2 separate regions of the Homo sapiens genome follow, and region 2 is linked to region 1. A link is a loop called in an ENCODE intact Hi-C map of the cell type or tissue named here. Cell type or tissue: dorsolateral prefrontal cortex. All regions are shown on one strand. Links, peaks and the distances in the headings refer to the core of each region. The heading gives the core; the rest is flanking DNA.

The links. Peaks named below come from ENCODE experiments on the same cell type or tissue, not always from the same donor. Only the 100,000 strongest peaks of a DNase experiment are listed, where the experiment ranks them.
Region 2: it touches region 1 in a loop (2.3-fold over the local background); 2 of 110 quality-filtered maps call a loop at or near these places.

The regions. Positions count from the first base shown.
Region 1 is chr6:114,281,493-114,289,882 of GRCh38, reverse strand. The region is part of intron 1 of HS3ST5 (heparan sulfate-glucosamine 3-sulfotransferase 5); the gene reads left to right. The region is part of intron 9 of HDAC2-AS2 (HDAC2 and HS3ST5 antisense RNA 2); the gene reads right to left. Among named protein-coding and RNA genes, the nearest start is that of HS3ST5, 57 kb to the left of the region's middle. RefSeq lists an enhancer at 7,242-7,743. In dorsolateral prefrontal cortex, for the core only: no CTCF peak of the experiment used is centred there; no DNase peak of the experiment used is centred there; H3K4me3 peaks cover 1,946 bases; H3K27ac peaks cover 5,517 bases.
Region 2 is chr6:114,110,623-114,119,012 of GRCh38, reverse strand. The region is part of intron 3 of HS3ST5 (heparan sulfate-glucosamine 3-sulfotransferase 5); the gene reads left to right. It overlaps HDAC2-AS2 (HDAC2 and HS3ST5 antisense RNA 2), which reads right to left. Exons shown (of 10, transcript NR_125845.1): 6 at 2,833-2,895. Among named protein-coding and RNA genes, the nearest start is that of HDAC2, 140 kb to the right of the region's middle. In dorsolateral prefrontal cortex, for the core only: no CTCF peak of the experiment used is centred there; no DNase peak of the experiment used is centred there.

The sequences.
Region 1 (8,390 bases), core at 239-8,238:
TGTGGTAAATGAAAAATATTTAACTTTGATTTCAAAGCCCATAGGAAGATAGTTTGGAAAATTCAAAATTTATTTCCTTTAACTTTCCTGAGTTCAGCTCTATCTGTCCCTTAGGTAATGATTATGAAGTATGAGCTTTGTACTTGTAGAGCTCACATTAGTGAGCAAGTGGGTTCTGGAAATTACTTTTCTTTACAGTCTTCCTGAGGAGATAGATAACAAGTATTAATGTCCTTTAGCTGAAACAAACTAAAACACAAGTTATGATTGACTGAAGGTTTTATCATCTGTGATTTACAAGGAAACCAACCTCTTGGAATGACTTCTCCTCAGCCTCCCAGATACGCTGGAAGAAGTTGAGAATATTTGGTGAATTAATTCTATAAATGCTTGCTCACTGACTGGGGCCATTTAAAAATAATGAGGAGGAAGATAATTGGTGGGATGTCTTTAAATTTTATGTCTTGAATTTTTTTAAAATCCAGTTATTTGTTCTTGTAGAACATATAATATTTTCATGTTTCTTGGATGAACCAACTGTACACGTTGCTGATTTGGAAGCAGTTGCAGCATCATTTTTCCTACCCAAGGAAAAATTTATAAATAGTACTGATCAGTATCCAATGTGTATTATTTTTTTAGCTGTGACTGAATTGTCTTTAGTGGGTGTATTTTTGGTGTAAAACTACAATGTTGTATTATGATATCTTCTATGAAATAGATTTTAAAATATGTATATTCTAGATGGAAATGTAAAGGATAACATTAGAAAAATGCAGTAAATGGTTAAATATATTCACTCATCCATTCAAATATTCCATCAGTCAGCATTCATCAAGGGCCTACTATGTGTCAGGCACTGTTCCAATAAGAATGTGTTGAAAATGTTCTCTGTCCCAGGAACCATGTGAGGCTTTCCAAATACAAAGTTCATAAAGCACAGCTGTGTTCTTCGGGAGCTACAGATCTGTGCTATTGTGGGAAGCAGAGATGAGTACTTAGCAGCTGATTAGGTCAGGAAAAAGTCCCAAGGTTATGAGGCAATGGTCCTCATAACTATTGGACTGAATTACTTTTATTCGATTCTTAGGCACAGACTATATCTAACATCTAATCATTTCTGGGAATGGCAACAAAGGCAAGCAGGTGAGAAATTTTGGAAAAGAGTCAGTATAGAGATAGCATAAATGCCTTCTTCATGAAACCTTTAGTAGTCAGATTGGTCAAGTACCTCACAAAGCTCATGGATCTGGTATCATACATCTATATCTACATGACTCTCTGTCTGCTGCCTATGCACAGCAGCTCAGAGCTCCAAGAGCAAGGATTCCAAGAGACAGTAAGTGGAAGGTACAAGTCTCTTATGTTCTTATGTCCTTTTTCATTAGAAAAAGGAAAGATAGCAAATAATTTATTTTTTGGAGCCCTCTTTAAAATGTTGCTGTCTGCCTGGCTAGCATGCCAATATACTAGTGATATTTTTAGAACCACATGAAAATCCAAATATAATATAATCGCAGTTCATAAAATAAAATGTACCATTGCATTGATTTTCTGATTTGCACTGTGTAGAAACTTACCCAGTGAATTTTGCCATTCAATAATTGCCCTTTGGTTATCTCTCCTAAAGAGTGTATTTTATGATACACTATTAATGGAGGAAAAGATTACTCTATCAAATGCTGTTTACCTGTTGATCACACTGCTGCTTTACATTACTTAACAAATATTTTTGCATAGTCCTAATGGATTAATTATGCATGTATATTCTATGTATTATACATTGATAGAGATAGCTATAGTAATTCCTGACTTTCTTAAGCTACACAGGAATAAAACTCATTTCTTTACACTTTTAGCGTATATGCGAGTGGATATGTGTGTGGTAAAATAACATCTTCACACATTGCTAGTTTCAGTAAGATAAAATTTCAAGGACGATTCCCTCTTAAGTTTCTAGGTGGTAGAAGATAAGATGCTGGACAAAGGGGACATTCTCATCTTACTACAGTGTATCACACAATTAGGCACTTTATGGGGGATTTTATGTCTTCTGCTAAAATAGCCAGCATTGGACAATTTCAGAAATAGGATATTGGAATGATCAGACCATTGGTCGGTTCTGCTATGGTAACTTGTTTGCCTAAAGAGGGTGATGTTTGTTTGATTTGAATACATGTCAGAAAATAGAGAGTGTTCTTTGTTTCAGGCTTCTTGAATCATCCCGTGCCAGAAACAGCCATACCACAAGATTTCTAGCAAGTCAAAATGCTTCTTTTTCACCTTCTGTGATAAGAGATTATTTAACAATGTCAGAAGATATTTGTAATATGTTACATGGATTAAACAACAGGTTATAAAACAGTATGTACATTATAAATTATAGCCCTTTTATGTTTTACACACAGAAAAAGACTTCATGTGGTACAGTTGTGGTTATGTCTCCAGCACAATCTCTGGTGTAGTTCAAAGAGCCCAGTTTTAAATCCCAGTTTTTCCACTTACTGGAGATGTGATCCTTGACCCTAAGCAAGCTACTAAACATTTCTGGGCCCTAATTTCCTCATTTGCGAAATGGAGACAATGATAGGGTTTGTAAACTAATGATTAAATATATATAAATAATTAGGAGAGTGACTGGTACAGAGTAAGTGCTCAATGTTATTAAAATTATATTACTGCCATGAATGCATAATATTAATAGTACTTATCTTTGGATAATTACCTTAAAAGTGATTTTTATTTTCTTATTTATAATTGTCTGTATTTTCTAAATTGTCTAAAATGCACTTGAATAAAGGTTATGTTATTCAAATAAGAAGAAAAAAGGCGAGTACACTAATTTATACAAGACACCTTCAAGCACAACTTCAGTTATCTTTAACATCTAAAGAGAAACTACTCTGTACCATTCTAATTTTTATTTCATTTTTACCTTTCTTCTTAATGCATTAAAATTGGAATGTTACTAAGTTACTAACATCTGAACAGCTCCACAAAAGTAAGATTAGCAGACAAAAATGCGAGTTGTTTTTTTCTTAAAATATTATTCATGATAAATATTAAGACAGACTTTTATCATTTGTTGTAACTTCATAGGTTTCTTTTTAAAATTAATTACTTATTTCGTTCTAATGTAAAATGAACCACAAGAAAATGAGAAAAGCAAAATTGTATGCTTGAGGGAAAAAAATTTAATAAGTCACTGGTAATTCAATGCTAGTTTGTAAAAGGGAAGGATAGATTTTAACAATTTTCTTATACATTTAATTGGAAAGAAAAACAAGGTTCTTTGTGGTACAACATAAACATACTTACTTTCTCTTTTTAATTTGTTAAGCAAATTAATCAATATAATATGATATATGTGGCTAATAACCATTTAAATCGTTTTTAAATTTTATATTGGCAAGAACACTTAACATGAGATCTACCCTTTTAACAAATTTTTAAATGTACAATGCATTATTGTTGACTAAGCATAATGCTGAAAGCACATCTCTACAACTTATTGATCTTGCTGGACTAAAACTTTATGCCCATTGATTAGCAATTTCCCATTTTTTCCTCCCCTCAGCCGCTGATAATCACCATTCCAGAGTATATGAATTTGACCATTTTATTAAATTTATTAATTTTTTGATAAAATGGATAATTTTTTGATAATCACCATTCCAGAGTATATGAATTTGACCATTTTATTAATTTTTTTCTTAAAAATACTTTTCTTATTTTCTTATCAAAAACAGCATTACATGTTAATTATGGAAATTTTATTGAAAAGTAGACACCGGGAAAGGAGTAAGTATCACTTGTTATCCAACCTCTAGAGATTATGGCATTAGACAGTTTTTGCATATATCTTTTCATTATCTTTCCATACGTGTATATTTCGATTTTTTTTAATAAATGGGATCAGACTGCATGTGGCATTTTGGAACCTATTTTGTTCATTTAGTGATGTCTTTCCAAGTCATTAGCAATTGACTTCACCACTATTTGCGATGGCTTCATGAAGGTTCATAATTAAATGTACTATAATTTTTTTAAATTTTATTTTATTTTAAGTTCCAGGATACATGTGCAGGATGTGCAAGTTTGTTACATAGGTAAACATGTGGTTTGCTGCACCTATCAACCCATCACCTAGGTATTAAGCCCTCCATGCATAGCTATTTATCCTGATGCTCTTCCTCCCACCGCCCTCCCCACCCTGACAGGCCCAAGTGTGTGTTGTTCCCCTCGCTGTGGAATTTGACCATTTTATATACCTCATATGAGTGGAATCATGCAGTATTTATCTTTCTGTGATTGGCTAATTTCACTTAGCACAATGTCTTCAAGGTTCATTCATGTTGACACATATGGCAGAAATTTTCTTCATTTTTAAGGCTGCATAGTATTTCACTGGACGTATACACCACATTTATTTAAATTTAACTTTTAAGTTCAAGGGTACATGTGCAGATTTGTTATATAGGTAAACTTGTTTCATAGGGGTGTGTTGTATAGATTATTTTGTCACCCAGGTAGCAAGCTTACTGCCCATTAGTTATTTTTCTGATCCTCTCCCTCCTCCCACCCTCCATCCTCCAATAGGCCCCAGTGTATGTTGCTCCCTTCTGTGTGTCCATGTGTTCTCATCATTCAGCTCCCACTTATAAGTGAAAACATGCATATACCACATTTTTAATACATTCATTTGTTGACGACAGTTTAGGTAATTTCCACATTTTGGCTATTGTGATAATGCTGCAGTGAACATCCAATGCTAATATTCTTCAAGATCCTGATTTCAATTCTTTTGGATAAATGCCTAGCAGTAAGATTCAGCATTCAGATATTTACTAGCTAATCTATTTTAGTTTGTAAAAATGGCATTTGCTTGAAAATAGCGTACAAATAGAATATCCTAGCCCCTTAGATAATGGGTCATATTATATAGACAAATGAGCTGAAGATCAATCCAGATTTTAGTGTGATGGATATTTTCTCAGTCTTTTTTCTCCTGATTTAATTTTATTAAGTTTAATAATTTTCTTCTCAGATTTAGTACTGTTCTACTCTGATCTATATGTATATATTCACATATATATGAGTGTGTGTGGTGTGCATGTGTGTGTTATAAGGAGCAGCTTGGAGATTCACTTTTTACCTCTACAATATAACTATTATGACTGTAAACTCATGTTGTAATTTTACTTTATGCCGCTTATTATGGAAAACAATATAAATATTTGTAACACTAATATTAAAGAAGGATTTAGCTCTTCTTTTCCCTGGGTTCCATGGTCATAGATCCAAATTTTAGGAGGTGGAAGATTCCATTCCCCTTGGGTTGTGGTTGAGGCAATGCATAGTAGAGAGTGGTCATAAGGTTTTCTGTGCCAAGTTGTGACTAAGGCTAGATCTTGTGGCTGAGACAAGCTTCTCAACCTTCAGCACAATTACTTGAGAATAAAAGATTTCATAACTAGTTTCTCACCATGAAAAGGAACTCACACAAAAAAAGTTTAAAAAAATAGATGACTGTAACAACTCTCCAACTAGCACAAAAATACATTCTTGGTAAAATAATGTCTCGATATGAAAGCCTTTGGGTTTGTACATTGTGAATGGGTTTGTGAATGAAGAATGGATTTTTAATGTGAAAAATGAAGCCAAAATAGACTTAGTATTAAACTTTAAAATACTTTAATGGCTTTTAAGTTCCCCTATAAGGTGGGCCAAGCATTTTCTGAGTAAGGGCATATGAGTATATAATCATTTTATCATCTTTAAAGGAAGGTGTATTTCCTTTTTTCCTTAATGTTGAACATTTAAGATTAGATTCCTGATCAATTACAAGGCACACATATAATTAACATCCAGTGACTAGACCTACGTGGAATGGAGATAAACTCTGTCTGATAAAATTGGGTGACTCCCTCATCAGTTTTTCCTGCCTCAGATATATGCAATGTTATTTCTAATAAGTTCTTCCTCTCTGTATTTCCTGCCTAAATAATCCACCTGCTTCTGAAAAAGATTTGGGGTTCTTTTTGCAAATGTATCATTTTTTTGATATCCTGAATCAGTTTCTAATAGTATTTCTCAGCACAGGCAATAAATTTCACAAATGCTCTGTTTATTAACTAGAAGAATTGCACATCTCATTAGGAATTTTCAAGGAACATATTTTTCTTCCCTGTCGTTTTCTTTTTTCCTAAAAGAACAGATTCACTGTGTAGGAATGGAAGATAATTTGACTGTCTGCATTGTGAACTTGGTAACTTATTTTTGTAAGCAAACATTGGAGAAAAACTTCCAAAACATTTTTATTTAACTGAGTGAATTGGAATGTAAACTAAAGATGATGTTTATTTTATGACATGAAAAAATAATAATAGCAAAAATATGTTAATTTATATTACTTTATAATTTTGAAAATAAACTTTGCTGAATATAATCCTATGTGATTTTTGTAGTCTTGATAGCATTTATATTGTTACTAAGCTGCCAAGAGGTCTTACAGGTTATTAATGACAAACCAAGCTTAGAAGTTATGATTACTGTCAGTGCAATGATATATATCATCTTGATGGTGATTTTGGTTATAAATAAATCATAATGACAGCTCAAAACCTAAAAAATTAGAATAAAGGAAAACCAAGGTTGGTATTTTAAGCAAATGATGAAAAACCTAATCAAAGACTGAAATCTAGACTTTGGTATTTAAACAGCATTCATTCAACTAAAAATTTAAAAATAATTTTAAAATTAAAAAATGGTATTCTTTTATTTTTTCCTGCCCTCTCTACTGTCTTTCTCTCCCTGTAGCTTCAACAAAAAATATCAAGAATTCTCTTATTGATTCTATATTAGGAGTCAAACCAAATTTATAGCTTGGATTTGAAAGAAAAATGTTTAGAAGTCCTGGAACTCTGACTACCAAAGTATATAAATTATGTCACTTCTAGTAAAAAAACTGTTTAGGGAAAAAAGCTTTTTTCTACGTGAGAAACTTTAGTTGAGAGATTATTTTGCATGTGACTTCACATACTTTCTGTAAGAAATTAGCTACACTAAAATCCATGATTTATTGTTGTCTAGCTATGTAAAAGCTTACCAAAGTGGTCCTTGGTTCCTGCCTTTAATAATGGAAGAAAGGGGAGGGAGAAAGGATAGGAGGAGGAAAAAGGGAGACAGAGAAATCAAATTTGTGGAAAAAGAACAGTTCCAAGTGCACCTCAGTGGGCCAAACAGAGCATTCAATACAGTGTATTAACATGGGCTTGAATAATTCAAACTTTCAAACCACAGGAAGAGGCTTTCCAGGGGGAGGAAAAGTCACCGTAATTAAAGCTTCGCTGGCACATGGAGGCAGCTGTATCCTCCGACAGACCGAGAAAATTGGACATGGCCTAATAGCCTAAGAGAACGGGGATGCTGTGGGGTAGCATTGTTTGAGAAGTGTTAGGTTTATTTTGGCGTTCTCCAATTATAAAGTCAATTCTCTGGATACCAGCTTCTTTTACATATTAATGGTCTAACCCTTGGCATATGGCAAGAATGCAGGATTCAACTCAGACTGCTTGAAAAAGGAATAGTGAGTTCAAAGATGCAAAGATGCCAGCGGCTGCATGTTACATTTTTGAGAGGTAGCCTTCAAAGTAAACAAGAAAAATGGGATTTTTTATGTTAATATGTGATTCATTTTAGAAAGAATGTTTCTTCGCTTAGTCTCTCCACATAAGATACTTACAGGTTTCCAAATATTATATACATTTATTATACATACCCATAAACTCATACATACACATACAGTTTCTGAGTTTTATTTAAAGATTATTTCAGTATATACTTTCTTTTCCATAGCAAATTGAAACGCCTACCTCAACTCGCTGCTTTAAAGTGTTCAAAAATCCCAGTTGTTTTTGATTCATCCAAATGCCAAGACTCATCAGCACCTTGCTTTTTTTGTAAAAGGTGCTTATTTTTCCCCTCGAGTGCACTTCCTACTTGAAATTTCCTGCCGTCTCCCAATGTCTTCTGCAAGGATGTTAATTGTCATGCGTGTTTTCTGGGGATTGAATACAGCAAAGGGTTTATCTGAAATAAACAATGCAGTGTGTTCCTGGGGCCCTTGCCAGACTGAGAAAAGCTAAAACATATTGCGGTGTTCCCTTGGGGATTTCACACCATGCCTGGACTAAGGAAGGTGGAAAAAAGAGGGTAGCAGCAATATGTCCTACTTCCTCTTTTTCTTCTTGACAGCAGAGTTTAAAAGCTTACCTCTCTCTCCAAGTTTGATTTCCCACTTCCTCACTATCCCTAACATCAGTGTAGTGGTGAGCTGTTTTCCATGTGGCCACAGGTGATTGGAAAATAGGCTTGGAAAACAAGGAATC
Region 2 (8,390 bases), core at 85-8,084, 170 kb after region 1:
TTATAATATATGTTTTTCTCTTTCTCATGCTACATATCCATCATGGCTTGGGTACTCCTGTGTTCCTCTTGGTCTTAGTCCAGGACCAGACAAACAGAACAGCCACTATCTGGAGCATTCCCAGACACCAGACATGGTGGCAGAGAGAAAGAGACCCACATTTCACACCAACTGTTAAAGCTCTCACCTAGAGGTAACATGTGCCATTTCTGCTCATGTTTTATTGGTCAGAATAGTCCTATTCTACTCCTGTCTTCTAAAGGGGATGGAGAAATACTCTCCTACCACCTGTCAGAAAGAAGAACTGTAAACATCTTGTGAAGAGATTAATGACTGAGACATATACCTTTCTATCAATTCATTTTGGTCATGAGGCCTGTCCCACCTGTGGGAGCTCATATTTACTTCCATGTTTTAAACTTTCAAATTTACTTTATTTGTTCACTATATATTCTTGAGTAGAGAAATGAGAATAGGTAGTCAAGATAATGGTAAATAATGGTAATAACCCCATATAATTGCTTTCTTATATATAGATTGTTTATAATGCAGTTAACTCCCATCCTTAAGAAATACATAAAGTGTTTGAGAATCACTGGTCTCCAAGAAAGAACATCAGACTCTTAAAGACAAAACACAGATTTGCCCTTGTGTCTCTTCTTTGTATTACCTGCCTGACTATATATAGATCAGTGGCTCCTTTCTATATGCCATTTTTTTTCCGCTGAAAATTATACCTAGCTGTGACTTATGTGGAAGTGGCTAAGCTGGCAATAATTGTATAGATGTCCATACATGCCCCCTCAGAATCTCAATGGTACCTCAAGGTCATCTGCCTTGAGGACTGGTAAATCTGGTCATAATGTGGATAATTTACAACTGGAGAAATAAAGGAGTTCTCCTTGCTATGCAAAGAAGGCCTCTTTGAATGTTGGTGTCGGCATTAATTCCCTTTATGATGTGAGGCAAATCACTTAATTGCTAGGTGTCTTCTTTTTCTGATCCAAGGATAATATTAACATACCTCTCTAGGTCCTTGTGAAGCATAATATATAGAATTGATTGCAAAGGCATTTTCAGAATATGAGACACTATAGAGACATTTGTTGCACTCTGAATTCCCTACGTTGCCCACAGTGCCACTCCTAGAGGTAGATGTCTGGATAGGGAGTGAATATTTGAGGGAAGGGGTAGTTATACAGGGCAGAGATGTCTATTTCTGAATTCCCAATTAGCCTAAGTCAGTAATCTACGTTGTGGATTATATCTGGCCTGCTTGATGCACTGATCTTCCTCCTTTAGGCATTTTTCTGGTTTCTTTTTACTTGGCAGAGGAGATAAAATTCAAATTGGTCTTTTTTGCCTGGTATAGTATCTCTAGGAAGAAGTTAGATTGGATGGCCAATTTATAAACAATACTGACAGTTTGGGTTTAGGGTTAGAGTAATAGCATACTTGTTTAGCATTTAACTCTTTTGAAGTGCTTTCACATCATGGATCATTTTACCTGAGACTTGCCATAACTTTGTAAGCTGGGTATTACCCTAATTTACAGAAGAGAAGACTGAGGTTCAAAAGATTCCATATGTTGCCCAATGTCACCACACTAAGAAATGACAAATTCAAACCCATATTTTCTGATTTTGCGTGGAGAAATATTTTGTTCCATTATTCCAGGCTACCTCTGTGTTTTCTAGCAGAGATAAGTGATGCCCAGATATAAACCATGATCACATGGAGCCAAGACAGGGTTGAATGAAAAATTAGCCCAAAGGAACTTATTATTTGCAGTCAAATTCAAGATATTTTGCCTAGAAAGTAAAAGGAATGAGCTATTTCTTCAACATTAATTTTAGTATTCTAATGAATTAAAATTAATTCAGTTAATTAATTAGTTATTTTCCACCAGAGGATTCAGCCGGAATGGGGAGGGGGAGGAATTTTGAATTCCTGGTAAAAATGATGACTTGATTTCTTGATGATGATATTAGCCAATGACTCAACTTCCATCTCCCCTTCCCCTATAATAATAGGAATAAGGAGAGTTGATTTTCATGCATTCATTATTCAGTTACTACCCTTTGCCAAGAAGCGTTAGTCTAATGGATGAAGGGAGGGGGAGAACAAATAAGTAAACAGATTATTATAATACAGTAAGTGCTAAAATGTAACAAAGGATGGCACCAAACCCAAAAGGAAGGGCAGCAATTAAGGTGAAGTAAGCCATTACTTAAACTCATTAAGTAAGAGTTAGGTCAGTGGTGGGGGAAAATGGAGATCTAGCTGTTAGGGCAGAAGTTCCATTAGTTCTGGATGGCAAGAGGATGGGGAAGGAGGTGGGAAGTGGAAGGCGAAGGGCAAAGTAAAAGGTAAGCAAGGGTTAAACCTTGAAAGATATCTATGGCCTGCTAAGAAATTTAACTTTATTCTTAATGCTCTTGGAGATACTGCTGAAACTTATAAAAATAGAAAGGTCTGTGGGGTAAATGGATTTGGAGACCTAGTAAGTTTGTCAGCTGACTCAAAAACACTTCAGGCTGTTAGTAAAATCCAAGCAAGAAAAGACCAGGTAAAGAGAGGTTATGGTCTTTGCTGCACATCATTTAGCCCATAACCTAGGCAAACTAGAACTGGGGTCTCCTAATTCTTAGGCTGGCATTTCTTTCTCCCATCCCACATTGCCTTCCCATCTCTTTGGCATTTTTTTCCTTTAGAGAATTGTATTCCTTTTGGAATATATGCTGAGATGCTAGAATATCTTTAAAGGTAATCTCATTCTCCATTAAAAACAGATATTTATCATGGTGATGTTAACATTTAGACAGTTCTTACCAGCAGTCTCATTCGTGTGATCTCATTTGGTTTTCTTCTGAGAACGCCAAAGTCTTTTTACTCCTGTGGGTAAAAATAAAGATACCCTAAATTTCTCTGGTGGAATACTTTAAACTTCAAGCAGTGCCTTTTCTTTATATTGTAGTTTGGAGAATAGAGCAAAAAAAATTGTTTTATTTTATGCTTTAGTATCAAAAAATAACTGCTCATTGTTAATGAGAATTATAGGGCCAGTTCAACTGCAGTGATAAGTTCAGGGCATAAAAGATCATATATCAACATGACCTCACTAACCTTCTCTGTACTAAATGACAAACTGCTAGGAATAGCCTTTGGATCAGGCCACAGAGACACTAAAATACTTACCCTTCACCACAGAACTGTATTGAACTCTATCTGTCATTTACCACCGTCAATCATAGAAGCCTGCTTGGATGCTAAACAGGATTTCAAACAAAAAATAAAAAGAAAGAGAACTTCCTTCAAATAGTTCAACTTCTGATTTTATTTAGTGTCTTTCTGGACATTTGAAATAATGTGGGGAAGGATCACAGCAAGTTAGCCATGTTTTTTGCATTTGTGGAGGGATTGTGTATAAGGGAAAGAGCAAGATTTTCGGGCCAGTGGGATTCAATCTGGCATCTATGCTTCTTTCCCCTTCCATAAGAGGTTAACACTATGTCATTGTTATAATGATAGGACAGATATGTGACATTATTCTTTTCTTTATAGCAGGACTAGACCAAGCTAACAGAGACTTGGTTAGCTTTTTAAGAGAAAGAGACTCATGTAATTTAGCCAAAAGGTTCTGAGACTGCTAACTTCATGCTAGACATACTTGCTGCAAAAACTTATTCCCCAAAATTCAACTAAATGCCATTGTTTCTTGTTTGTAAATGTGTCTATGAGAGACTTTTATAGTTTTCTTAGAAAATCAGAATTAAAAAAAATTATCTTCAGGAAAATGAACATACCCTTCAACCACCATCAACCACTCTAAAATTCATGTGTTACTTTCATGCCTTTTTCATGTGAGACAGAAATATATGGGATGGCATAAAAAATAAAATATATCCTCATATAGGTTTTATTATTATCCTCATAATTTGCCAACTGGGAATTACTGAGATTCCACATTGTACATAGCATTTATGCACTTGATTTCGGGACCAGGACTCTGGTCGCTGCAGAAAAAATACTGAACCATATGAACACTGTCCTTGCATTTATAAAGCTTATGAAGATAATATCAAAGGTGATTTGCTGAGTGAATTAATGAAATCACATAACCTTTGTGTTCACATAACCTTTTAACACAAAAAGAGTGCATTTTCCTATGACTGAGTCTAAATTACAGCAAAGCAACTGATCAATACGATTTTTTTAAAAAGTAACTTGCAGTTTCAACTGCAGCATTTTCTTTAAATATTTTTGTCCTCTAAGTAATATATATTGCTTCATTTAGATATTATACTATGATTAATTTAGTCAAGAAAGGAAAAATCAAAACATAAATATTGTGCCAATCATAAAAACATATGTGTAATAATAACAAAATAGACCTAATATCTGCACATAATCAGATTTTAAAGAGCAGTTTTGTAAGTAGGAAAAATGTGTGACTCTATATTGCCAATGACTGAGGCCTCCCAGCATTCCTGTTTTTGCAAATCATGCTGTAAGAGATCACATAATTATATGATCCTATTGGATCTTCAGTAGCTAAGACTCTGTTGAAAAGTTCTGAGAGTTCTTATGTCATTACCATCAAGAAAACTTTAGTAACATCCTATTCTGTAAATCAGAAATGGGAGGGATTATTCCTCCACTTACTGCTAACACTTAAAAGTAACAGCACAATGGATAAAGTAGAAGGTGAGTGCATTGCTAGGCATGGAGGAAAGGAAGGCCTCAGTGAGGCAAGAAATATTTGTGACTCCATAGAAAATACATCAGTGAGTCAAACTAGTCATAGAGAACCTGCTACATGTTTGGCACTATAGTGGTTTAAAGAACTATAAATTGTTTCCACCACCCAGGTTATTCCATTTTAGTCTCAGAAACCAAAGCAATGCATGTGTAACAAATGCAGAGAAAGCCCACAACTTGTCATTGTAATGGCAGAACAAAAATTAAAATATAAGCACTCTCAGTTAGGTATAAACTATTCATTTGAGGTAATTATCACTGTCACTAATCCTGTCACAGAATCAAAGTAGAAACAAAGAAAGATGGGTAGGTACTGCAGCTGGCCAGCCTGATTTCTAATGATAACAATGTAATGATACACAGGCATCCTACTTTCATACTACTTCCAAGGACAAGTAAATGATCACATAAAAAAAAAAGACTTTGACAGTTATCTTGCCCAAATCTTTCTTCAACCAAGTTAACTCTGGAGTGTTAACTTATAGACTAGCGTAAGAGTAGTCATTAAAAAAATTATTGAAACACTATATGCCAGGCATTCTGGTGGGGGCAGGCAGATAATAAATGGATGGTGTTTTAGCTAATGGATCAGTGAGAGTTTGGATACTGATATACGCTATGAGTAATTTAATAGATCAACTTTAGGCTTGCTTGGCTAGCATTAATGAAGTCTTCTTAGAAGAGGTGACACTCGAATTGAAACATCAATGGAAAGAAGGCAGCCATCCATTGAAGGAGAGGAAGATCATTCCAAGCAGAAGGAATAGCAAATACAACTCTCCTGGGTGGAAACAAGCCTGTTTAATGTGAGGGAGAGAAAGGGGGCCAGTGTGACTGGAGTAAATGAAGGGAAAAGTTGTAATAAGGCTGGAGTAAACAGGTGTCCAGTTACATATATTTTCGTAGCGCATGCTAGAGTTTAGATTTTTTACTGGTTGCAGTGGAGATAATTTTGAAGATTATGGGTGAAGAAATAGTTTAATCTACACTTTAGAAAAAATTACTAAGGCCATAGAACAGTGGAGAGTGAAGATAGAAAGGTTATTGCATCCATCCAGGTGAGAGATGAAGAAGAACTGGACCAAGCTGTAGCAGTCTCATCTCTAGATGACAGAAGTAACTGGACTCAGGGCATCTATGGTGTAGAGACAACAGGAATTACCAGTGCCTTTGGATATGGCATTTGAGGGGGAAAGTGGAATTAAGACTTCAGCATATTTTGCCTGAGCTACTAAGTGTTACTGCCATTAGGGAGGCCCCTGAGATGTCAAGAGGGGTGGGATCCAGGACTCAATGGAAGAGATGGGCTTTCAATTGGCTCATGGACAGTTCATCTACTACTATAACATGTGGAAGACAGAACACCTGTGCACCAATAGAAACATTAGGAAAATGGCAGGAACATGTGGTATTTTCCAATTATTTATCATTGTTTTTTCGGTAAAGTAAGAAGCATAAGCTAAGAGTTAATTGAGGAAAGGCAGTGATGGAGATTTGAGGAAAGAAAAGTTGTAAAATAATTATCTTGGAGGAGAAGGAGAAGTGTGGTAAGATAGTCTGGAAAAGTCAAGAGGCCAATTTTGACATGTAGCCATATTTAAAGTGAGGTCAACTAGCATGGTGGTATGCTTTTTGCAATAATCAACTCTGTAGATGCTGGCAGAGAGTAAGTAGATAGTTGAATTTAACCGTGGGCATTAGTTTTCTATTGCTTTTATAACATACTCAGACTTAGTGGCTTAGGGAACACAAATTGATTACCTTGCTACAGGTCAGAAGTCCAAACTGGATATTACTGGGCTAAATTCAAGAAGTCAGCAGGGCTGCATTCCTTCTGGAGGCACTAAGGAAGAATCCATTTCTTTGCCTTTTCCAGCTTCTGGAGCTCATCTCTTGGCTTTGTTGATCCCTTGCATCTTCAATGCCAGCAATGGCTGCCATACCTCTGCTTCTCCCTCCTCTGCCTCCCATGAGATTACACTGGGCCCACCTGGATAATGCAGGACAATCTCTCCATCTCAATGCCAGCTATTACCAACCTTCATTCCATCTGCAACTTTAATTCCCCTTCGCCATATAATCTGACATATTCACACATCCAGGGATTAGCTCGTGGCATCTTTAGGTAGCCATTATTCTGCCCAGCTCACCATGGTTGAGGTTTTGCCAAATGAAGAGAATGGAAAAGAGTGACAGTGTTTATGAGGGATAATTATACAGCGGAACCATGGACTCCAAGCCAAGGAGAAAGTGAGGTTATGAGAAGGACGGCAAGGAGGAAACACACTAGTCATGTAAAGGAGTGATGGGTCTCAAGGAGGTCAGAAAATTTCTGGAGTGGAGTACTGGAATCAGTGAACTGGATGAATAGGACGTGACGGTTGAGGCAGGAGGTTTCAAAATAGGATTTCAGAGATGTAAAGTTGTTGGAGATGGCAAGGTTTTATGAGTTTTGAAACTGAAAAACCCAAGAAAATGAGTAACAAGTCATTTTCCTCTAAAATAAGTCAAATACCTAGCATTGGCCCCAAGGTTATGGTAAGGTTCTAGGGTGCTTATTTTTTAATAGAATATGCACAGTTTATTGATTCCTGAAAAGTAAACCCAGCTTCACATTCTGTTTCTGGCCCCTAGACCTCTATGGAGAGGAAGTTATTCCCCAGCACTAGTTATGTGAGAAGTAGGGAGTGCAGTGCATAGAGAGGGAGTTCTGTCACCCAGGGAGGCAGAGGCCAAAAGACCTAGGCAGGAGACCCATGCTCTGTGTGAGGAAGATAGGACATTCTGTTTGGGGACTACTAAATGGCTTAGAAAATGATATGCAAATGTTTCCACTAAAGTGTGGTAGAGTTATCTGTGATGTCTTTATGGCACCTAGGGAACATTTAGCATTTAATTTGCTAAGGATGTTCCTATTTTGAACTTAAAACTGTTTCAAGATGTATTTTGCAATACAAATATGTGCCATCTCATTGCACTGTTCATTGAAAGATTTCTCTCTAGTGTACTATGCCCAGAAAGCATTGAATTAGTTATGCTCCATTGAAACCAGTACAAAATGGACTGAGAAGTTTATAGTTTCTATGTCAGATTATTAAAATAACATTTTCTTCCAGGCCCATGCATATACTTTTTTCCAAAGCAGTAAAAAACGATAGTTTACTAAAAATAAGAGGTCAGGTTTGCATATTCTCTATACTTTGGGGGTGAATATGAGTTGGATATGAAATCCAAATAAAACTAGAGGATAGATTAAATGGTGCATGATGTATTCCAAGGTCAAGAATTAATTAAATGTAATTTTCACAGTGATATTCTTAGAAAATAGGAAATTGCCCTATGCTTTTTGAAGAGAATGAAATTTGGTTGTTTAATTGTTAGAAAATAGTACACTATACATATTTTAAATATTTTGTCAAACTAATTGAAGCCACTACATTATAGAATATGCAAAAACAAGTTGCAGTTTTTAAAAATTCATGTGATTAATTCCATGACACTTTTAATAGCCTCACCTGTCTCATCCCACATCATGCCCTTCATTTACTCTCTTATATCCACTCTCCCCAAACCCTTCTTTCAACTTTTCAATTTTCTAAATATCCTATAAAGCCTAGCTCTTCCACAGA